3 separate regions of the Homo sapiens genome follow, and regions 2 and 3 are each linked to region 1. The links are chromatin loops, found by intact Hi-C in ENCODE. Cell type or tissue: heart left ventricle. All regions are shown on one strand. Region 1 overlaps USP25 (ubiquitin specific peptidase 25). Region 2 has its middle 150 kb from the start of USP25. Region 3 overlaps LOC105369302 (a long non-coding RNA gene).

The links. A loop is a pair of places that touch in the nucleus more often than their neighbours do. Peaks named below come from ENCODE experiments on the same cell type or tissue, not always from the same donor. Only the 100,000 strongest peaks of a DNase experiment are listed, where the experiment ranks them.
Region 2: it touches region 1 in a loop (3-fold over the local background); 2 of 110 quality-filtered maps call a loop at or near these places.
Region 3: it touches region 1 in a loop (2.6-fold over the local background); 5 of 110 quality-filtered maps call a loop at or near these places.

What each region holds. Positions count from the first base shown.
Region 1 is chr21:15,822,459-15,830,458 of GRCh38, reverse strand. It overlaps USP25 (ubiquitin specific peptidase 25), which reads right to left. Exons shown (of 26, transcript NM_001283041.3): 11 at 6,293-6,420; 12 at 5,398-5,493; 13 at 4,094-4,255; 14 at 3,256-3,482. Among named protein-coding and RNA genes, the nearest start is that of USP25, 96 kb to the right of the region's middle. In heart left ventricle, a CTCF peak has its summit at 4,126; no DNase peak of the experiment used is centred here; H3K4me3 peaks cover 649 bases; H3K27ac peaks cover 2,276 bases.
Region 2 is chr21:15,880,416-15,888,415 of GRCh38, reverse strand. No RefSeq gene overlaps it. Among named protein-coding and RNA genes, the nearest start is that of USP25, 150 kb to the right of the region's middle. In heart left ventricle, no CTCF peak of the experiment used is centred here; no DNase peak of the experiment used is centred here.
Region 3 is chr21:15,610,110-15,618,109 of GRCh38, reverse strand. The region is part of intron 1 of LOC105369302 (a long non-coding RNA gene); the gene reads left to right. It also overlaps the pseudogene RNU6-1326P. Among named protein-coding and RNA genes, the nearest start is that of USP25, 120 kb to the left of the region's middle. In heart left ventricle, no CTCF peak of the experiment used is centred here; no DNase peak of the experiment used is centred here.

The DNA of each region.
Region 1 (8,000 bases):
TTCCTACAAACATGTTAGAGGAATAGGAAAATTTTCCTAAAACTTTTCTTAAAAAACATTACCATTTGAAATCTGTAGAAAATGAATTATAGTTATTCTTAATAAAAGACACAGTACAAATGCATACTTTAAAAACAACACAAATATGATTTATCTAGAAAATGTGCAGAGCCAATAAAAGTGAATTTTGTTCAAATCTATAAAGGAGAGTTTCAATGAAAATGAAAGCTAAGCTTCCTTACATATTGCTATAACACAAGTAAACTTAAGAACAAAGTAAAACATGTTCACCACATATCTTGTACACACACATAACTGAATAAAAATCGACTATAATCACCAGTGAAAATAAAATTATGGCACTCCCATGACAATTATTTCTACTTCTAGTAGAAAATAATCCTACAAAATTGTTCAGATAGGGATGTTCACAGTCATATTGTCCACAATAATTTTTAAAAAAGAGATAACCTAAATATCTGTCAATAAGGAAACGGTTAGATTGTAACCACATCATATTGTGAAGCTGCTGAACCAATCAGGAAGAAACCTTGAAAAACTATAAAAGAAACTGGCTAACTTTAGAGTGGGGAAAGACCTGTCTTAAGCCTGTCAGAAAACTAGTAACCTTATAGGAAAAGATAAGATCCTCCCTGCCCAACACTTTAAAAAATCTACATTATAAAAAGAAAACAAAACCAACATAAAATCAAATGAAAAACTGGGAAAATAATATCTGCAGCATATGTGATATTATAGGTAAAGTGTTAATATCCACAATACATTAAACTTTCTATTAAGTAATAAGAAAAATACAAATAGCTCAATACTTAAAAAATGGGCAAATGTCACAAACAAGAAATTTACAGAACAATATAAATATCCAACTTCACTCGAAGCTAAGGGAATGCAAATCAAAACACTAAAATACCAGTTTTTCAATTGTGAAAAACTACTAAAAAGTGTCCAGGGCTAGGGAGGATACTGGGAGACAGGCTCTCTCACACAGTGGGAATGCAAACTGGTTTAATGTTTTGGAGTGACAATTTTAAAACAGTCGTCAAAATTTAAAATATACACACTCTGAACCAGAAATGGTGGACATAAGGAAACAACAGATATTGGGGCCTACATTAGGGTGGAGGGTGGGAGCAGGGTGAGGATGGAAAAACCACCTATCAGGTACTGTGCTTATTACCTGCATGATGAAATAATCTTACACCAAACCCCCAAGACATGTAATTTACCTTTATAGCAAACCTGCACATGTACCCCTGAACATAAAAAAGAACATATCCTACTTACAGAAGTGTATAAATATGTATATCGAAGACCAGCACTATTTAGGAAATATCAATATGGGAATTAAATGAATTACATCATACCCGTGTGTTGGAATATTACACAATAGTTTACAAAATAATGCTAACTGCTAACATCAATATGGATGAAAGAAAGAAAAAAAATATCCTGAGGAAAACCTTCTTTCCTGATCCATAGTATTACATATAAAAATCTTAACAGCCAGGCATGGTGGCTCACGCCTGTAATCCCAGCACTTTGGGAGGCTGAGGTGGGCGGATAACAAGGTCAAGAGATTGAGACCACCCTGGCCAACATGGTGAAACCCCATCTCTACTAAAAATACAAAAATTAGTTGGGTGTGGTGGCACACAACTGTAATCCCAGCTACTTGGGAGGCTGAGGCAGGAGAATCGCTTGAACCTGGGAGGCAGAGGCTGGAGTGAGCCCGAGTTCATGCCACTGCACTCCAGCCTGGTGACAGAGCGAGACTCCGTCTCAAAAAAGCTCTTCAAACTTAAAATGGCCAAAAGAGAACTCATCATATTTCTCTTTCCTCCCCTGAGTGGGAACCTCTTTGCCCACTGCTTTACCTTTTTTCCAAAATACATTCTATTTGGTTATTCATACCATTATGAACTGAGAGAATCATTCGATTCGTCCCTCTCTCTTACCTCTAGCCAATGACCCACATCTGTCAGTTGTCTCCAAAGAGTATTTTAAGTACATTCACTTCTTCCCTCCCTCAATGCCACTACTTAGGTGTCAAAAGCTTCCTAGCTTCCACTCCTCTGAATGTAATCTTTTAAAAACAACCTGCCATGAGGAGTAGAAAATTACCCAACGCCTAATATAGTGCTTCATCAACACTATTTGCTTGATTAATGTTTGTTAATGAGTTCAAATATTTTTAAAAATTCCCTCTTATTTGAAAAATACTAAAGAAAATCTTGACAGCTACTAATGCTGTTAGTCACCATCATACCTTATGTACTTCTTACTAAATTAGGGCCATTCTTTTTCAAATATTGTCTATAAAGAGTTAAGTTGGTCATATAATATCCAACAATCAATATTGTTCAATATAATTCCAACCATGTCACATAGTTCATTTTTTTCAAAAATCAATAAATCAGCATAAAATTGGGGAATGATAATAGGGAATTATATTTTCACATTTAAGGAAAAAAATGTAATAAAATCTACCATAATCCATTTTTTTAAGTACACTTTAACAGCAGCAAAGTAGGAAAGAGAAAAGTTCAGAATAACTTATTCTGAAAAAAAAGAAAAAATAGAATAGAAAAGAATAAAAGAGAGTTCCTTCCAAGAAAGGACAGATGGCAACTTGACACACACACACACACACACACACACACACACACACACACGCACACGCACACAAGTGCACACACCCCACCCAGAGCACTGTCCTTATTTTTCTTATTTTGCTGCATGCCAGTAAAAACTCTGTTACAGACTAGTAATGGGATCATAGATACTCATAAATCTGTTAGAGCTATTAAAAATTAAAATTCACATTTCTAATTCTTAAGCCCAAAGAAAATTTTTTAATCACCGGAACTCCCTGTGCAAACTTAGATTTAGTACCTAATTGATATGTACAAACATTGATATTGTATGACATTTCTCCAATGGAGTAACTGTGAATACCAGTTTGATATAAATTTAGAGCAGCAAACTAGAAAATCAGGCCATCTGCTATGTCATTAATCAGCTAAGCAATCCAGGGAAAATCTTTTGGTCCCTGTGAACCTGATATTGAGATTATAAAAATGGGGAGCCAAACTAGTTTATCTTAAAACCCTTTCTGGAAAAGAAAAATGACTATAATATTTAAATATAAAATCCAGACGTGATTTCCCTTCTCAATATTAACATTACACATATCCATCTGAGGTGACAGTAACCATGCTATGAGACACTTCTTACCTCTGGTGTCATTTTCTATTTCTGTCCTCCAGCGATGTAAACAACTTTCCAGCACAGAAAGTTCTTCCTCCGTTATGTGCCTTGGTGCCGGATGCATGGGCAAATCTGGAGGTATCCGGGACTGAGTAAATGGTTTGTGTATTACTGATCTCGATGAAATGGCAGCAACTGATGAAGGTGATGTGCTTGGCAGTTCTGAAGATAGGGCTCCCTGTTGTTCTGTTGTGCTGTATCAAAGCATAGAGTATTTCTTATTAACCTTTCAAGCTGAAACTCTTGACAAAGATCGTGCCAAACCCACAGTATTAAATTGGCTTGTAATTCAAAAGAAAAAATCTTAAAGAAATATGTGGATTGATCTAACATCCAAATGAGATTTTTAATACATAAGAACTAAATTATTATAAGATGAAGTTGTAGCTTTAGAGTTAAAACAGCTTAATCATATTTATTTCTAAAAAACAAGAAAATCTTACGCATGGTGATATTATTTTCCCTGGCTTATCAGCTTACATTACAGAAACAAATTCTAATTTGATAGTACTATTTTTATGGATCATAAAATGCTGAATCTTATATATGTACATACCAAAACATGCTAAAGTATAATTCTGAACTGAAAAAAAATGTGATTAAAATTTTAATCCATAACCATAAAATCTACTGAAATAATAAAAAAACTCCCAGAGGACATACAGTCTTCTAAGTGAATCTACTCTTAGGAGTTCACTGAAGTAAATCAAAGCATACATTTTATAGAAACTGTCTTTAAAGGCAGCAGTTACATTATTGTGTAATAAAGGTAACAACTGTCTCTTGCATCAGGATTACTTTTTACCTTGGTAATGTCTGTGATGGTATGGAACCACTAGGTGGGGAACTAGCGTCAATATCGTCAACAGGAGAAGTGCAAACAGGTTTACTTGAGGCAAATTCCAATGCATACTGAAGAACATCTACCAAGGGGAATCGTTTGGGACCGGAACCATAGCTTAAATATCTGTTAATCATAAAATGTACAAATGCTTTTATTTCTATATACAGCATATTTGGGCCTTTATTATTATTATAAAACGTGATACGATACTTCAATAAAACTTCCTCAGCAATAAAATTCATTTGCTTTAAAACGAAGATGGTAAAACTGAATATACACTTAAGAAAAACATTAAAAGTTCCCCAAAGACAGGAAACCAAGGCCGATTGGGACTGAATGTGAGTATATACTGTTATAATCTGTAAATGCTGTTCTAAATTGTAACTCAATAGGAAGATGAAAACTGACATCTCCTGAGACTGTTTTTATTTTTAGATCTGGCATCTGGTCTCATGATCAAGACAGTGATGTGTACTATCCTCCTATCTTTTACCACTAATCATGTTTCAATATGATTATTCATACTTTTTAAGAATAAAAATCATTAAAATACAATATACTATTTGATGTAAGAAGTTTTAGACTACTAATTTGAAAATTCCTAAAATAGGGGAATGCAGAGCAGATTGGGGTTTGCAAACTGAAATGACTTGTGACATTTCAGCCTTTAGATTTCTGTCTGGCCTGTAGAACATTTCTCAGTCCAGATTCTGACGTCTTTTAGAAATGATCCAAATCAATAGACAACAGTGAGGCCATACTCATACATGGTACCATCCACTGGTATGGAATGGCATTCATTCCCTGTACACACAGATTGCTCTCTAGGCTCCCGGCACATACCATCTTACACCTGACACAATTTCCTCCTTTACGAAGCTGCTGAGAAGACTTGGTAGGCAGCTGAGTTTGTATCCTGTTTTAAGGAGAAAAACTCAGATACCATTCATTTTAATGAAAATCTCAAGAGTAATCTTTAGTTTCATGCAAAAAGGAAGGTCAAAACTATATTCATTTAACTTTGTATCTATTTTCAGCAGTAGGAACATTACCTGTTGACAATGAGATATTTAATTTTAAACACTAGAATAATTTTTTAAAGTCTACTATAGATTTTTAGTTTCAAGCAAAACTCAAAACTATTCACACAATATTAACTACTCCTAAAATTATAAATCACTCAAAGCAAATTTGAAATTAAAAATCTAGTCACCAAATACATGGTTTCTGATAATTATCTCCTAATTTCATAAAAGTTAAAATACCTTTCTAGCCTTTGTTGTAATACCGTGAGGTAATCTTTCAGTCTCTTGATCTCTTCCCTCTTAATTCTTGTTATTTCTCTGTTTCTGTGCATGTATCTATCAGAAAAAGGTAATCATTAGCATTTCCGAATATCATGAAAGTAGATGCAATATGGCCAGATGCCAGCGTACCCGGCCTACCACTCTGGGACGCCAAGGCGGGAGGATCACCTGAGGTCAGGAGTTCAAGACCAGCCTGGCCAACATGGTGAAATCTCGTCTCTACTAAAATACAAAAATTAGCCAGCCACGATGGTGGGTGTCTGTAATCCCAGCTACTCGGGAAGCTGAGACAGGAGAATCATTTGAACCCAGGAGATGGTGTTTGCAGTGAGCCAAGATCGCACCACTGCACTCCAGCCTGGGCGACAGAGCAAGACTCTGTCTCAAAACAAAAAAGAAGGAAAGACAGAAAGATAGACAGAAAGACAGACAGAAAAAAACAAAAGAAAGAAAGACAGGAAAACAGGAAGACAGAAAGACAGGAAGACAGAGAGACAGAAAGAAAGACAGAAAGATAGATAGATACAATATTAAGTACAGACATCACCACAAAGCATCAATTCATTCAAAATTGTATAAGATGTAAGGTAGATAATACAAAATGGTATTTTTTAAAATTCTGAATTTTAAGATTACAAAATTCATCTTTTTTAAATTTCCTTATAACATTATTCCCAAAAACTATACTTTTCTAATACAAAGTAAATTTCATCTACCTTGACAAATGGTATTAGGTATATTATGCAAAAGTAGAAATTAATTCTAAGAAAATTATGCAGAATTTTCCTCTAAACAATATTTTCTCCCTTACTAAACTGTTTCAAACTAAGTCATGCAGTATATCAAACCATACCTGTCCAAATATAAAACTTGGGGAAATTCTAATTTGTTGTGAATTTTTTCTGGTCTTCCCAATGCCTGATTAAATTCAAATCTTGACAATTCAAATGTTAACACAGGTGGTAATTCAGTAAACCAATGCTGAAAGGAAATAAAACAATAACAAAAACTTTAATACCACCTTTGTTTTCTTCACTGCAATCTTAGGCACAGGATGTGGGCACTGACATTGTTATATGTATCACCACAATGCGGACCTGACAAGTAACTGGGTACACAGTTTAGTTAAAACTCAACCTCTTTCTAAAAGTTTTCCACACCTCTTGAAAATTCCAAGAGTGGGTATAATATATGATCAGGAAAAAAAGAAATCTCACAACTATCCTTCGAAAATAATTCTTTACATTAGAATTTCTAGCCCAAAGAAAAAGACACTGGTTAAAACCATGACTTAGTAGCTCAAGTCTTCTCTGTCTTCTTCAACGTGATGTTGAATGGCACTTATACTTAACCAAAGCATCAAAATCCTGTGATAAAATAACTTATGAGAGGGAGTACTCAAAAAAAAATTTATATCATAAATCGTCACAACTCTCATACTAAAAATGAAAAAATGGTGTTTTCCTGTTTTAGCTTTAGCTCCTCTGCTGGATTTCATACTAATTTATGAAAAAGACATATCACTAACAAAAAGTTAATACTTAGAGTAATTTACTTAAAATCTTTTAAAATAACTAGTGTTTAAAGAATTGAATGTCTCATTGCTATGAGCCAAATTCTGATAATGAGTATAGCCGTAATTTCCTTCCCCTACCCCCAGCCCCTAATCCCCATACATGCTTTGGTAACTGTTCAATTAAGCATGAAATTCAACATTTTTAAAAGAAAATTATTTTCATATACAACCTCAAATTATACATAAGCATATGTATTTAAAGAGAAAGAAAGATTGTATGTAAATCAACAAAGAACAGAAGTATAAAATAGTTCTGAAGTGCTTATTATAAACTGCAATATGCGAAACTGCTGCATAATCTATTGTGTGTGATAATTTCAAGTGTCACAAAATGCCACCACACATCTGTCAATAAGTTAAGAATATACCAAATTTAAATTTGAACATCCAAAAAAAGCATGAATGGCACACATCTGGCAAACTGAATCTGAGGAGGATCTGGAAAGTTGCTACTTTTCTCTACAGCAAATAAAAGCAAATGGTATTCAATACTATTTCTCTTTCAAAATGCTATAATTACTTGAACTGAGATTTCCTGAGCTGGATGGTTATCTTTTACTGAAAGCTAAAGTTTAAGGAATTTGTTTTATATGGATAATACCTGAAACGGATTAAATAAAATTATGAAAAATATAAGAAACATCTCAAGTTTTAAAATTTGATTAGCAAAGTTTGCTTACTCATTTTGATCTCACATGGAACTGGCAAGAATTTTTGAGTTAGTTCTAATCCACATATAAAATTATTATTAAGAATTAAAACATTACCCCAGACACATCAGAAAGAACACTTTTGATTCTTTAGGATAATATTCTCTGCTCCATTTTATGATACTCAAACAAGAAAGTAGATTTCAAGAACTATCACTTTCATATTTTATTGCAATACTTTAAATGTCACCATTAAAATTAAATAGTTACATATTTTAATTCATGGAAATCTACAATGGCCACAAGAAATGAAATGACCCAAACTGGGGTACACT
Region 2 (8,000 bases), 58 kb before region 1:
GTAGCTGCATCCTACAGTTGTGATCCCCGGGTTACTCTCTAATGCCTCTGTACTCACATCTCCTCTGTTGAAATATGTAGTGTCGGCTTTCCTGATTGGACACATGCTGGTAGTGGTGCTCTCTGCAGAGCAGACATAGTAAAGTCATCAATTGCAGGATCAAGATAGAGAGACATAAATGCTGAAGGCCAATCTATTAAGGTTAGCATTTGGGAGGTGTCTGAATGTTAAAAGGATGTTAATACAGAAAGACATCCACATCAGCAAAGGTCTGCTGGGGCAGCTCTGTCCAATGAAACTTCCTATGATAATCGAAATGTTCTAAAATGTTGTCCAATATAGTAGTCAACAGTAACATGTGGCTATGAGCATTTGAAATATAGCTAGTATTACTAATTAACAGAATGTTCAATTTTATTTAAATTTAAATGGCTAACGAAAACTGTATCAGTGCAGGTCTAGGGTGACTGGAGGGTCAGAAAACCTGCAAGACTGCACCTCTAAGTTGCTAGTTATTTTAACAGGTGCTAGGATTACAAAAACAAGAGATACAATCTCCTGTTAAGAGCTCAGTCCAGCAGTGGAAGACAGACATGTAAAACAAACCACTTTAAAAGATTATTCTGTCAACAGTGTGAAGATGAATTTCAGGGGCAAAATCAAAGACAGTGCTACTCAGGGACAAATCTAACAGTCAAACTAAGAGATGACGGACCTCATCAGCCATAGTACTAAGGAGTATTAAAAAATCTGACATGCTGACACTTGGTAATCAATGGGAGGTAAAAGTAGAATTGAGAATAATTCATTTTGGGATTATTACATCATTTCATCAAGGGAGTATGAGACAATCAGATTTGGGAAAAAGTGATGAATTCAGATGTGCCAAGTCGAAAGTGTCTGCGAAACATCCAGGTATATGTGATGAAAAGACAACTGCAAATATGTATTGGTTTAGAACTCACATGGGTATGATTAGAAAACAATGACCTGTGATTCATGGAGGCAGAATAAGAAGACAAACTAACAGACACAACCAGAAAAAGTGAAAAGCATGAGGAAGGGGCCAAGTACCAAACCTTGAGCACAACTTTAAGAAGTAGGGAGAAAAAAAAAAACACTAGGAATGCAGGTAGAGGATGGAAGCTAAAGATCCTCAAAACCAGAACAGGAGTAAACAATACTGACAAACTATAAAAAGGGCTCACAATTATTGAATACTTAATGTGGCAGACAGTTTCTAAACGTTTTATATCTGGAAACCCATTTAATCTTTTAAAAAATCCTCTAAGGTGTGTTATGTCATAATGCCCATTTTATAGATGAAGAATCTGAGGCACGGAAAAGTTAAATCACTCATTCAAGGTCAACACACAGCGAATAAACGGCAGAGCCAGAATCTGAATCCAGGTAGTTTGGTTCCAGAACCTGCACTGTTAACCATTCATAAGAGAAAAATCCAGTAGGGACTGAAAAATATTTTCATGCAGCTTTGGCTAGAGCACGTCAAAAGTGGGCATGGTCTATGGCTGAGGGAACATCAGCAATCTGAAGACCCCTGCCCTTTCATGTGACATACAGTACTGTAAAAAGCAAATTCCTCCACACTACTTTAGCTAGGCTCAATCACATAGTAGGGCCACAGGCAAATCTTAAATTAAAATTGGAAAAACAACTATCTAAACTCCAATTCTCACATTTGAAGCCCTGTAATACACATGAGAGATAACATCTGGACACTTTAAAGAAAAAAAAGTTCCTCATATGCTTTTGACGAACTAGGTTAGGAATATGGGTCTAGGTCAGGTGCAGTAGCTTGCACCTGTAATCGCAGGGGTATGGGAGGCGGAGGTGGCAGGATCACTTGAGTCCAGAAGTTTGAGACTAGCCTGGACAACATAGTGAGACCTCATCTCTACAAAAAATTAAAAAATTAGCCAAGCACAGTGGCTTGCACATATAGTCCCAGCTACTTCAGAGGCTGAAGTGGGAGGATTGTTTGAGCCAGAGAGTTGGAGGTTGCAATGAGAGGAGACTGCACCACTGCACTCCAGCCTGGGAAACAGAGCGAGACCCTGTTTCAAAAAACTAAAAATACACACAAAAACTCCACAAAATAAAAACAACAGAAGAATACTGGTCTAGCTCTACATTACTGAAAAAATAAGGAGCTGTTTGCTACAGGGCAAACATGTTGTATGAGATAGTCTCGGGGGAAAAAGTGAGCTTTCTGGATTACTGCTGGAGAAGAGCAAACACACTCCCAAAATAGTGGACACTTGTTGAAATTTGTAAGCTCATTTCATAGTATATTCTGATTCTATTTCTATTTTCTAAATAATATTGGGTTATCAATGTTTATCCCTTCATTACAAGCTGGTTAACAACTAATTTAGATAGGAGGCACAAAAGTTGAAAGGAGGATCATACCTAACATCTCCAGTTTTCTTCGTTAGGCAAAGAAAAGATCATCCAGCGTTACAGAAGCTGGCACTGAATAGGAGAGGCTGAGGATGGGAGTGAAGGTCTGAAATACCCACTGAGAACTGTACATGGAAGGAATAAGAATATCTGAAATCTTGGTGTGCATGTGTGCAGTTTCTCCAATCACGTTTCGTTTATTTTTATTCTATTATTATCACTGCTATGTTATTTCACTTTATTATATTTTAAGTCACTCCTACAAAGCTAATTAGAAAAAGAAGAAACTGAAGGTTGGAAAGTACAAGGGGAAGACAGGGGAAAGGATGTGTAAAATAGATGAAATTTAATTTTTGTAAAAACAATGACCGTCTCCCCCCTTCCACCACCACCCCCTAAAAAAACCACCACCCTTTAGGTGTATATGCTGCATAAGGTTATCCAAACATGGAAAAGTATGTGGCTACGGTGGTTAGTGGTCATTAACTCTAGGCTGGGAGTGGTATGGAAGACGAAAAAGGGACATGTGATCAGTAAGAATAAAAACACTAGCAAAACAGAAATATATTCATGGTATAATGTCAGGTGAAACTGATGAAATAAACATGAGTAAACATGGAAATAAAAGTTTGTTCAGTAAGAACACTGAGCTGATTAGATGAATGCATTATAAGCAATTTCTAACTCGGATTGCTATACTTTCAATATAGTTTTTAGAAAAAGTAAAATAAAGCTTACGTAAGAACGGAACTACAGATATTTGCACTGTATCTTGAGGCTAAAGAGAAGACATTAACAACCATATTCTTGTTTCTGGAAAGCAGGTATATAAACTGGGCTGTCACATACTATTTTTTTTACTAAATTGTCCCCCAGATTCATAAATTGAAGCCCTAACCCCCTAACATGACTGTGTTTGGAGACAGGGCCCTTAAAGAGATAATTAAGGTTAAGTGAGTTCATAAGGATGGGGCTCAAATCCAATGTGACTGGGGTCCTTATAAGAACTGGAAGAGAGGCCAGGGATGCAGCACACAGAAAAGGCTAGGTGAGGACACAGAGAAAAGGCTAGGTGAGGACACAGAGAGAAGGTGGTGGTCTGCAGGCCAAGGAGAGAGGCCTTAGGGGAAATCAAATCCACCAACAGCTTGATCTTAGACTTCCAGCTTCCAGAACCAGAAGAAAAATTTCTGTTGTTTAAGGCACCAAGCCTGTGTTATTTTGTTATGGCATATCTTAGCAGACTAATATATATATTTTGGATGAAGTTATCATGGGCACAACAAATGGTATTTAATGTTATTTACAATGTAAATTTTTAAAAATTCAAACAAGAGTATTCCCATTTACCATCCACCTCCACTTCCCCAAGCATCCACATTTTTATTCGCTGGGAGAATGACAGGACCCAGAGGCATAACTCGACAAGTTTAAATCATAAAATAAAGATGCTGAACTTTTGGAGAATCAGATACCTATCTTATTCTCAATTACATGTAATTGAGCAAAAAAAAAAAAAAAAAAATTAGATACTTCCTTGAAATCCCAAGTGAAGGAAACACAAAAAAGCTTCCAACAGAGCACAAGTGAATGAAAATTAAACAGCATCAATTTACAGTGCACAAATGCTACCAATAGTTTCATTTAGTGCAGTGGCTCTGAAACTAGTAAACATCAAAATTATCTGAAGGACTTGTTGTAACACAGGTTACGTGAAGAGTTTCTGAACTGGCAGCTCTGAGGTGGGACTCAAAAATTTTCAATTCTAACATGTTCCCAAGCTGCTGAAGCTGTCTACTGATCTGGAGAACACACACTGAGAACTACTAAAGTGTATGGTCATTGTTGTATCATAATGGATGTGAAACGTATTAGAGGGGTCCCTACATGTTCATTCATGCGTACTGGTCTCCTGAGATGTCTGAAGTTCTATCTATATGAATTCTACCCTGAATTATTTCAAAACGTAACTTTTTTGGGGTAGGAAGGAATAACATAGTAACCAAAATAAGAGTCATTTAAATCAAATGAAATCTGCTATGGACTACAGTTCTATGAGGTTCAAATTCCGAAGTTATTAGCTATAAGTTATATTTAACATGGTAAATTATATAAAGAAATTTCAAATACAACATACCAGCATCTCTGGGACACAGCTAAAGCAGTGTTAAGAGGGAAATTTATAGCACTAAATGACAATATCAAAAAGCTGGAAAGATCTCAACAACCTAATATCCCAACTAAAGTAACTAGAAAACCAAGGGCAAACAAACCCCAAAGCTTAGCAGAAAACAAGAAATAACCAATATCAGAGCTGAACTAAAGATAGAGACCCCCCCAAAAAAAAGCCCTTCAAAAAAAAATCAAAATCACACAATCCAGGAGCTAATTTTTTTTTTTTTTTGAGACAGAGTCTCGCTCTGTCACCCAGACTGGAGTGCAGTGGCACGATCCCAGCTCACTGCAAGCTCTGCCTCCCGAGTTCATGCCGTTCTCCCGCCTCAGCCTCCCGAGTAGCTGGGATTACAGGCACCCGCCACCATGCCCGGCTAATTTTTTTTTTTTTTTTTTTGTATTTTTAGTAGAGACAGGGCTTCACTGTGTTAGCCAGGATGATCTCAATCTCCTGACCTCGTGATCTACCCGCCTTGGCCTCCCAAAGTGCTGGGATTACAGGCGTGAGCCACTAGGAGACCACTAGACTAATGAAGAAAAGAGAGAAGATTCAAATAAACACAATCAGAAATAAGTGGGCTCTTACCACTAACCCCATAGAAAGACAAGTCAGATAATATTATGAACACCTCTATTCACATAAATTAGAAAATCTAGAAAAAAATCATACATTCCTGGACATATACACCCTCTCAAGGCTGAAACAGGAAGAAATTGAATCCCTGAACAGACCAATAATGAGTTCTGAAACTAAGGCAGTAGTAACAGCCTACCAACCAAGGAAAGTCCAAGACCAGGCAGATTCCCAGATGAATTCCACCAGAGGTACAAAGAAGGGTCAGTTGCTATCACTGCTCCTGAAACGATTTCAAAAGATTGAAAAGGAGGGACTCCTCCCTAACTCATTCTATGAGGGCAGCATCAGCCTGATACCAAAACCTAGCAGACATACAACGTCAACAACAACAACAAAAACTTCAGGCCAATATCCCTGATGAACACTGATGCAAAAATCCTAAACAAAATACTGGCAAACTGAATACAGTAGCACATCAAAAAGCTTATCCACCACGATCAAGTAGGCTTCATTCCTGGGATACAAGGTTGGTTCAACATACAAAAATCAATAAATGAGATTCATTGCATAAACAGAACTACAGACGAAAACCACATGATTACCTCAATAGATGTGGAAAAGGCCTCTGATAAAATTCAATATCACTTCATGTTAAAAATTCTCAATAAACTAGGTATTAAATGAACATACTGCAAAATAATAAAAGCCACCTATGACAAACCCTCAGCCAGCATCACATTGAATGGGCAAAAGCTGAAAGCACTTCCCTTGAAAACCTGTAAAAGACAAGGCTGTCTCTCTCACCACTCTTATTCCCCATAGTATTGGAAGCTCTGACAAGAGCAATCAGGCAAGAGAAATAAATAAAGGTATTCAAATAGGAAGACGGAAATCAAACTATCTTTGTCTGCAGATGACATGATCCTGTATCTAGAAAATCCCATCTCAGCCCAAAAGCTTCTTAAGCTGATAAGCAACTTCAACAAAATCTCAGGATACAAAATCAATGTGCACTAAGTGCTAGCATTCCCATACACCAAAAACAGGCAAGCCAAGAGTCAAATCACAAGTGAACTCCCATTCGCAACTGCCACAAAAAGAATACAATACCTAGGAATACAGCTAATAAGGGACGTGAAGGAGCTCTTCAAGAACTATAAACCACTGCTCAAGGAAATCAGAGAGGACACAAACAAATGGAAAATAAAATTCATGCTCATGGATAGGAAGAATCAATATTGTAGAAATATCCATACTGCCCAAAGCAATTTATAGATTCAGTGCTATTCCCATTAAACTACCAATAACATTATTCACAGAATTAGAAAAAACTTTTAAAATTCATATGGAACCAAACAAAACAAAACGAAACAAAAAACCAAACCTGAGTAGCCAAGGCAATCCTAAGCAAAATGAACAAAGCTGGAGGCATCACACTACCCAAATTCAAACTACAGTACAAGGCAACAGTAACCAAAACAGCATGGTGCTGTTACAAGAACAGACACATAGAGACCAATGGAACAGAATAGAGAACTCGGAAATAAGACCACACACCTACCTATAGCCATCTGATCTTCTACAAACCTGACAAAAACAAATAATGGGAAAAATATTTCTTATTTAATAAATGGTGCTAGGAGAACTGACTAGCCATATGCAGAAAACTGAAACTGGACACCTTCCTTACACCATATACAAAAATCAACTCAAGATGGATTAAAGACTTAAATTTAAAACTCAAAACTATAAAAACGCTAGAAGAAAACCTAGGCAATACCATTCAGGACATAGGAATGGGCAAAGATTGCATGACGAAGTGTCAAAAGCAATTGCAACAAAAGCAAAAACTGACACACGGGATCTGATTAAACTAAAGAACTTCTGCATGGCAAAACTAACAACAGAGTAAAAAAGACAACCTACAGAATGGGAGACAATTTTTACAATCTGTGCATATGACAAAGGTCTCATATGCAGCATCTATAAAGAACTTATGATATTGACAAGAAAAAAGAAAACCCATTAAAAAGTGGGCAAACGACATGAACAGACACTTCTCAAAAGAAGACATACATGAGGCCAACAAGTATATGAAAAAAAGCTCAGTATCACTGATCATTAGAGAAATGCAAATCAAAACCACAATGAGACACCACCTCACACCAGTCAGAATGGCTATTATTAAAAGTCATAAAAACAACAGATGGTAGCGAGGTTATGGAGAAAAAGGAACACTTTTACACTGTTGGTGGAAGTGTAAATTAGTTCAACCATTGTGAAAGACTGTGATGGTTCCTCAAAGACCTAAAGAGAGAAATACCATTTGAGCCAGCAAACCCGTAACTGGATATATGCTCAAAGGAATGCAAATTGTTCTCTTATAAAAACATGCACGTGTATGTTCACTGCAGCACTATTCACAATAGCAAAGGCATGGAATCTAACCTAAATGCCAGTCAGTGATAGACTGGATAAAGAAAACGTACATATACGCCATGGAATACTATGCAGTCATAAAAAGGAATGGGATCATGTCCTTTGCAGGGACACAGATGAAGCTGGAGATCATTATCCTGAACAAACTAACATAGGAACAGAAAACCAACTACTGCATGTTCTCATAAGCGGGAGCTAAACGATAAGAACATATTGGACTCAATGGTGGAAGGAACAACACACACTGGTGTCTGGCAGAGGGTGGGGGCTGGGAGGAGGAAGAGGATCAGTTAGAATAGCTAGTGGATGCTGGGGTTAATACCTGGGTGATGGGATGATTTGTGCAGCAAACCACCATGACACACATGTACCTCTGTAAGAAACCTGC
Region 3 (8,000 bases), 210 kb after region 1:
GTACAATGATGTTGGCGTCTTTCCAAAAAATGTTGATGCTTAGATAAGTTTATAATATCTCATCCCAGGAAGTGATTTATGTCTCCTATATTGTGAGAACTGTCTGTTCAATTTAACTGCTCCTATGTTGTTTATATGTGGGAAAAATTTTGTAACACTAGGAAAAAATTAAAAATGGCACAACTTTTGGATAAGCAGGGCCTTAAAAAAATCCACAAAAACCCTGGTTTTGAGTTTTGTCTGCATAACAAACCAGCTATATGATCCTCAATAAATCAGAATCTCTTGACATTTCAGTATCTAATTTAAAAATGAGAATAATAAAACATACTTAGTAGATGCTGTAAGTAGTCAATAATAAAAGTATGCTAAAGAACCTATACTCTTTGGGCACAGTATACTCAATAAATCTTGATTACTAGTTTTCCTTCTATCTTAATTGTGAATTCATATTTTATTAACCTATAAGTGTGGATTTGGCTGAACATGGTGGCTCATGCCTGTGTTATCCCAGCACTTTGGGAAACCGAGGCAGGAAGATTGCTTGAGGCCAGGAGTTCAAGACTGGTCTGGACAACCTAGCAGGACCCTGCTTCTACAAAAAGATTAAAAAAATTAGCCAAATGTGGTGGTGCATGCCTGTAGTCCTAGCTACTCAGAGGGCTGAGGCAACAGAATTGCTTGAGCCCAGGAGTTTGAGGTTACAGTGAGGTATGATGGCATCATTGCACTCCAGCCAGGGTGACATAGTGAGACCCTGTCTCAAAAAAAGAAAAAAAAAAGGATGGTTTTATTTTTCACTAGCATTCTTTGACATATTGAGTCATTTAGATTTCCAAGAACGTGATGAGGTAAGAAGACATTGAAAATAATATTTCTTTAGAAAGTTGATGTTTTTATTTCTAGGGTTAATACACATTTATATTGGACATCTATGAATAAGTGCTAGAGTTATTAAGAAAGATTAGTACAAGCTTTGAAATTTAGACTCTTTCTGTTTCAAAGAGTATCTGAGCTCAAAATGTGATGCAACTTCTGTGCATTAATCCATCGCCTACTCCCACAGAAGCCTCCTATTATGCCTGATAACAGCTTGTCATCCATTTGGCAGAAGTTTTATCCTTTGAGAACAACCAAATTCCAAATTGTGGAGGTGTTTTTTAAAATGGCAACTTTTGTTTTATTCTTTTTTCTCTGTGTTCATAAAAGTAAAAGAAAATTCTACTCTTTAAAAGTAAAGAATTTTATGAGCCTAAATTTTACATTAGATTTAGTTATGCCTTTAAAACTTAACATTCAGAATACAATTAATTTACAATTTCTTTACAACAAAGAGATATTAGATACTGAACTCAAACTGAAAAATCCTTTTTCATGAGCCTGGCAACACGTTCTTCTTTGGGAATGGTTTTGGAAGTCCACGGGTTTTTGTGCAATTCTAAATTTTAAATCTTTGGTAATAATACATCACTCATCTTAGTTTCCCTCCAATTATCCTCACTTTTACACTTAAGAATTAAAGAAGCAAACACAAATATAGCAGGATGGCTTGGAATAAATAAGAATACCTGGGAACTAGATGATTTTTAAATTATTTGTTTCCTTGTAGACCAGGCACAAACCTGTAGATCTGAAATTCTAACTTCTGAACTAAATATAGCTCTATATTTTGGCTTTGATTGGTTAATTTCATACCTATGTTACTATCTCAGTGTATTCACTTATTTGATGCTACTATATAATTGTGACTTCTTTGAATAGGAAGTCACATGAGTCTTAGTCTTTTATTTTCACAAAGAATCACAGGTAATTCAAAAGCCTATGACTCGAACATACTTTGTCAATGCTGTGTTTGTAACGGGACAAAAAGAGCTTTGATAACAGAGTCCAAAAATCATTAAGTATTAAAATAATTATTTGGAAATCTGGCAATTACACATACACCCCACATTTTTTTTTGTCATTTACTTCTTTAACACTTTATTTTATTCAGAAATAAAAATTTTATTTGTCAATTGCTGACCCATCCGAAGTAACATTTTTTTAAAGGAGAAAACTGAATTTCTGAGAAATTAATTACTTTTACTAAGGTCGCACACTGGGCAGGGGAAGCCCGAAGTCTCATCTAGGTTTGCCTACCCCCATTGCTTTTATTTGTTCCACATGATCCATACTTTGACATAGACAGTCAAGCTGAGAGCTCTTCCCTAAAAAGACATCATTTAACAAGAGAGACAAACATGTAAACAACCATTTATAATGTACTTGAAAGCAGAATACATTTTACTAGTTTCATTGAAACTCCTATAATGGGACCAGCTCAATCTGTCTGGATACCACCGAGGAAGATTTCATTGAGGAGCAGGACTGAGAAGGAACAGAAACTTTCAAGACAGAGTAGGAATGAAGGCATGAGACCCAGAGGAACTAGCACATGTAAATGCTTTGAAACATACCAGAACAGCTCAAAGTTAGGGAATCACAAAGAGGAGCATGTGATAAGAACCTAGAAAAGAAGAGGATGCATGAAGACTTGAAGTCTCAGACACCATGTTAAGGAATTGAAACTCTACAGTATAAGAAAGTAGAAGCCATAGGAGGGTTTTAATCATAGGAAGAAACTTCATTTACTCAGCAGATATTTGAGGGTCTATTATCACCAGGCACTAATCTCATTCATAACTTGGAAAGATCTGACAGCAAAATAAAAGACAGACCAGACATGGGAAAGACTGGAAGCTATTTTGAAACCTTCAGGCAAAAATGATGACACAGAATTGAGGTAGAGACTATGTCTATTCCACCTTTGGGTAAACCATTGTCAGGTGGCAAAATAATAGCAAGCATCATTTTTGCAGCTTTCCCCTCTCATCCCCCTACCTGCAGTTCCCCAGAAGACCTCTAAGGAGCAAACAAGTTTGTCTTGAACATAGATAGTACCACCTGGCTTGCTCCAGTCACCACTGTATTTCACTACCATGCCTAAGACACTGTCTCCAGTGGAAGTCAAGTTTAAGAAAGAAACTGTTGAGACAGTTCAGCAGTATAAACCCCCATAGGCTTCTGCCTATAGCCCAGGGCTTTAGAGCACTCCTGCTTCACTTAGTGAAATCTTTTCCAAGTTGCTTATGTTATTCAGGAACACTGTAGGTTTGGCTCAGTTCCTGGGCCTTTTATGTAAAAACTCATTAAGAAGCGAGGAGGACTCTTCCCTACTTTGCCAAGCATCTTATGCTACCAACAATTTAACTCATATTTTTTCCCCTCTTTCTTTTTGTCCTCTTCACATTCCAGCTGTTGAATGTAAGTTTAGAAACACCAATAAAAGAAGAAATGTAGAAATAAGCACATAGGCAAAGGAGTTCAAGTAATTGAGTTTTACTATAATGTTAGTGTAATGCACGCAGAATTTGCTTAAAGAAATCTTTATCCATGCCCCCCAGGTCTGGGACTGTGTTTCACAGTAGAGGGTAGTTTTTTTAAAAAATTATTATTTCTACTGGACTTTTTGCTAGAACAGTTTTAGTTTCAAAGCAAAATTGAGCTGAAGGGACCAAGATTTTCCAAATACTTCCTGCCCAAACACATGCACAGCCTTCCCCATTATCAACATCCCCCATGAGAGTGGTACATTTGTTAAAACTGATGAGCTTACCTTGATGCAGCAGCAGCAGCTCACCTGCCAAAGTTTATAGTTTACATGAGGGTTTGCTCTTTTTATAAAAGGTGGAATGCTTTATGAATTTGCATGTCATCCTTGTGCAAAGGCCCTGCTAATTTTCTCTGTGTCACTCCCATTTTAGTGTACATGCTTCTGAAGGGAGCATATCATTGTCTTTTTACTATATCCATAATTTTGCCTTTTCCAGAATTGAAACCATACTGTATGTAATCCTTTCAGACTGGCTTTTTCACTTAGTGATATGCATTTAAGTTTCTTCAGTGTCTTTTTATGGTGTCACAACTTATTTCTTTTTAGCACTGAACAATATTCCATTGTATGCATATACTATAGTTTGTCCATTCACCTGCTAAAGGACATCTGGGTTGCTTCCAAGTTTTGGCAATTATGAATAAAACTGCTATAGACATTGTGTAGAGGTTTTTGTGTGGACCTAAGTTTTCAATTCTTCATTAGTCAGAGTTCTCCTAAGAGATAGAACCAATAGGAGATGATAGATAGATGATAGATAGATAGATGATAGATAGATAGATAGATAGATAGATAGATAGATAGATAGATAGATGATAGATAGATAGATAGACAGATGAGAGGGAATTTATTAGGGCAATTGGCTCATGGGATTATGGAGCCTGAGCTCCACAATAGGCCATCTAGAAGCTGGGGAGCCAGGAAAGCCAGTCCAAATGTAAAGGACTAGAGCCTACAATATAACCCTCAGTCTGAAGCTGAAGGCTTTAGAAACTGGTGGGCCACTGGTGCAAATCTCAGATGGCAAAGGCTGGAGAACCTGGAGTTTTGATATCCAAGGGCAGGAGAAGAAATGTACCTCAGTTTCAGGAAAGAGAGAGAAGTCACCTTTCCTTTGTTTTTGTTCTATCTAGGCCCTTAGCTGATTGGATGGTGTCTGCCCACATTCAATTAGGGCGAATCTTCCTTCCTCAGTCCACTGATTTGAATGTCAATTTCTTCCAGAGACACCCTCATCGACAAACCCAGAAATAATGCCATACCAGCTATTTGGACATCCTTTAATCCAGTCAAGTGACACCTAAAATTAACCATCATGAACTCTTTTGGATAAATACCAAGGGACACAGCTGCTAGATCATATGGCAAGAGTATATTTAGTTTTGTAAGAATTGCCAAACTGTCTTCCAAAGTGGCTATACAAATTTGCATTCCCACCAGCAAGGAATGAGAGTTCCTGTTGCTCCTCATCCTTGGCAGCATTTGGTATTGTCAGTGTTCTGGATTTTGGCCATTCTAATTTGTGTGTAGTGGTATCTCATTGTTGTTTGAATTTGCATTTCTCGGATGACACATGATGTGAAGCATCTTTTTGTACACTTATTTGCCGTCTGTGTATCTTCTTTGGTGAGGTGTCTGTTAAGGTTTCTGGACCATTTTAAAATCATGTTGTTTGTTTTCTTATTGGTGAGTTTTTTGTGTATTTTGGATAACAGTACTTTATCAGGTATGTCTTTTGCAAATATCTTCTCCCAGTCTGTGACTTGTCTTTTCATTCTTTTGACACTGTTTTTTACAGGTTTGAAATTTTCAATTTTAGTGAAGTCCAGCTTTTGATGTCATATTGAAAAAGTCACATATTGAAAAAATCTAGAATAACCCAAGGTTTTCTAGATTGGTGTGTCTAATCTATTGGCTTCCCTGGCCACATTGGAAGAAGAATAATTGTCTTGGACCACAAAAAATACACTAACACTAACAACAGCTGATGAGTTGAAAAGAATCACACAAAAAACATCTCGTAATGTTTTAAGAAAGTTTACAAATTTGGATTGGCCTGCATTCAAAGTCATCCTGGGCCACATGCAGTCTGTGGGCCCTGGGTTCGATAAGCTTATTCTAGATTTTCTGTTGTTAGCTTCCAAGAGTTTTATAGTTTTATGTTTTACATTTAGGTCTGTGATCCATTTTGGTCATTTTTTGTGAGGGGTGTAAGGTTTGTATGTAGATTAATTTTTTTACATGTGGCTGTGCAATTATTTCAGCACCATTTGTTGAAAACACTATCAATTCTTCATTGAATTGCTTTTGCTCTTTTGTCAAAGATTAATTAACTAATATATTTATGTGAGTCTATTTCAGGGTATTCTATTCTGTTCCATTGATCTTTTGTTTATTATTGCCATACTGTCTTGATTACTATAGCTTTGTAATGCATCTTAAATCAAGTAATGTCTGTCCTCTGACTTTCTTCTTCTCCTTCAATATTGAGTTAACTATTTTGATATTTTGCCTTTCCATATAAATTTTAGAATCAGTTTAGTGTTATCTACAAAATAACTGATGGAATATTGATAGAGATTGCATTGAATCTATACACCAAGTTGGGAACAACTGACATCTTCACAATATTGTCTTCCTATTCATTAACATGCAATATGTATTTATTTAGTTCTTTGATCTCTTTCATCAGAGTTTTGTAGTTTTCCTAATATAGATCTTGCATAAATTTTGTTAGGTTTATTCTTAAGTATTTTGTTTTTTAGGTGCTAATGTAAATGGTATTGCGTTTTTAATGTCAAATTGATTTATTTAAAGGAAATACAGGAAAGGAAAGCAGGAAATAGGAAAGCAATTGACTTTTTGTATATTAACCTTTTATCTTGCAACCTTGCTATATATTAATAGCTTATTAGTTTCAAGAGTTTTTGGTCGATTCTCTTAGACTTTCTACATAGACAATCATGTCATCTGTAAATAAAGACACCTTTATTTATTCTTTTACAATCAATATTCCTTTTATTTCCTTTTCTTGTCTTATTGCACTAAGATTTCTAGTACAATGTTGAAAAGGAGTGGTGAGGAGGGACGTTCTTGCCTTGTTCCTCATCTTAGTAGGAAAGTTTTTCATGTCTTACCATTCAGAATAATAATTTTCATAGATACTATGTATCAGGTGAGGAAGTTTCCCTCTGTTTCTAGTTTACTGAAAGTTTTTAACATGAAAGGTGCTGGATTTTGTTAAATGCTTTATCTGCATCTATTTATATGCTTATGTGATTTGTTATCTTTAGCCTGTTAGTATGATGATAGCATCAATTAATTTTTGAATGCTGAGCCTACAGCCTCACATACCTAGGATAAATCCCACTGGTCATGGTGTATAATTGTTCTATATATTGTTGGCTTCAATTTGCTAATATTTTGTTGAGGATTTCTGCATTTACATTCATAAGAGATACAGGTCTGTAGTTTTCTTTTCTTGTAATGTCTTTGTCTGCTTTTAGTATTAGGGAAATGCTGGCTTCATAGATAAGTTAGGAATTATTCCCTCTGATTTTATCTTCAGAAAGAGATTGTAGAAAATTGGTATAATTTCTTCCTTTAAATGTTTGATAGAATTTACCAGTGAGACCATAGGGTCTGGTGCTTTCTGTTTGGGGATTTAATTTTTTTAAATAGATACAGGCTAGAGTTTTTATTTTTTCTTTGTGAGTTCTGACAGATTGTATCTTTCAAGGAATTTGTTTATTTCCTCTAGAATATCAAATTTATGGGCATAAAGTCATTCATAGTGTTTCTTTATTATCATTTTAATGTCCATGGGATTCATAGTAATGCCCTCTCTTTCATTTCTGGTATTTATAACTTTTGTCCTCTCTCTTTTTTTTTTTTTTTTTTTTGAGACAGAGTCTCGCTCTGTTGCCCAGGATGGAGTGCAGTGGCACGATCTCGGCTCACTGCAAGCTCCGCCTCCCGGGTTCACGCCATTCTCCTGCCTCAGCCTCCCGAGTAGCTGGGACTACAGGCGCCCGCCACCATGCCTGGCTAATTTTTTGTATTTTTAGTAGAGACGGGGTTTCACCGTGTTAGCCAGGAAGGTCTTCATCTCCTGACCTCCTGATCCGCCCGCCTCGGCCTCCCAAAGTGCTGGGATGACAGGCGTGAGCCCCGACTCCCGGCATCCTCTCTCATTTTTAATAACTTGGCCTAGCTAGAGGCTTATCAATTTTATTGATCTTTAGAAAGAACCAGCTTTTGGTTTTGTTGATTTTAAAAAATTGAATTTCTATTTTCAGTTTCATTGATTTCTGCTTTAACTTTTATTATTTCTTTTCTCATGCTAACCTTGAAATTAATTTGCTCTTCTTTTCCCAGTTTCCTAAGTTAAAGTTTAGATAATTGATTTTAAATCTTTCTTCTTTTGTAACATGTGCATTCAATGCTGTAAGATTACCTGTAAGCACTGCTTTCATTGTATCACACAAATTTTAATTTTTTTCATTTTTGTTTAGTTCAAAATATTTAAATTTTTTTGGATAGTTCCTTTTTGACTTATGAGTCATTT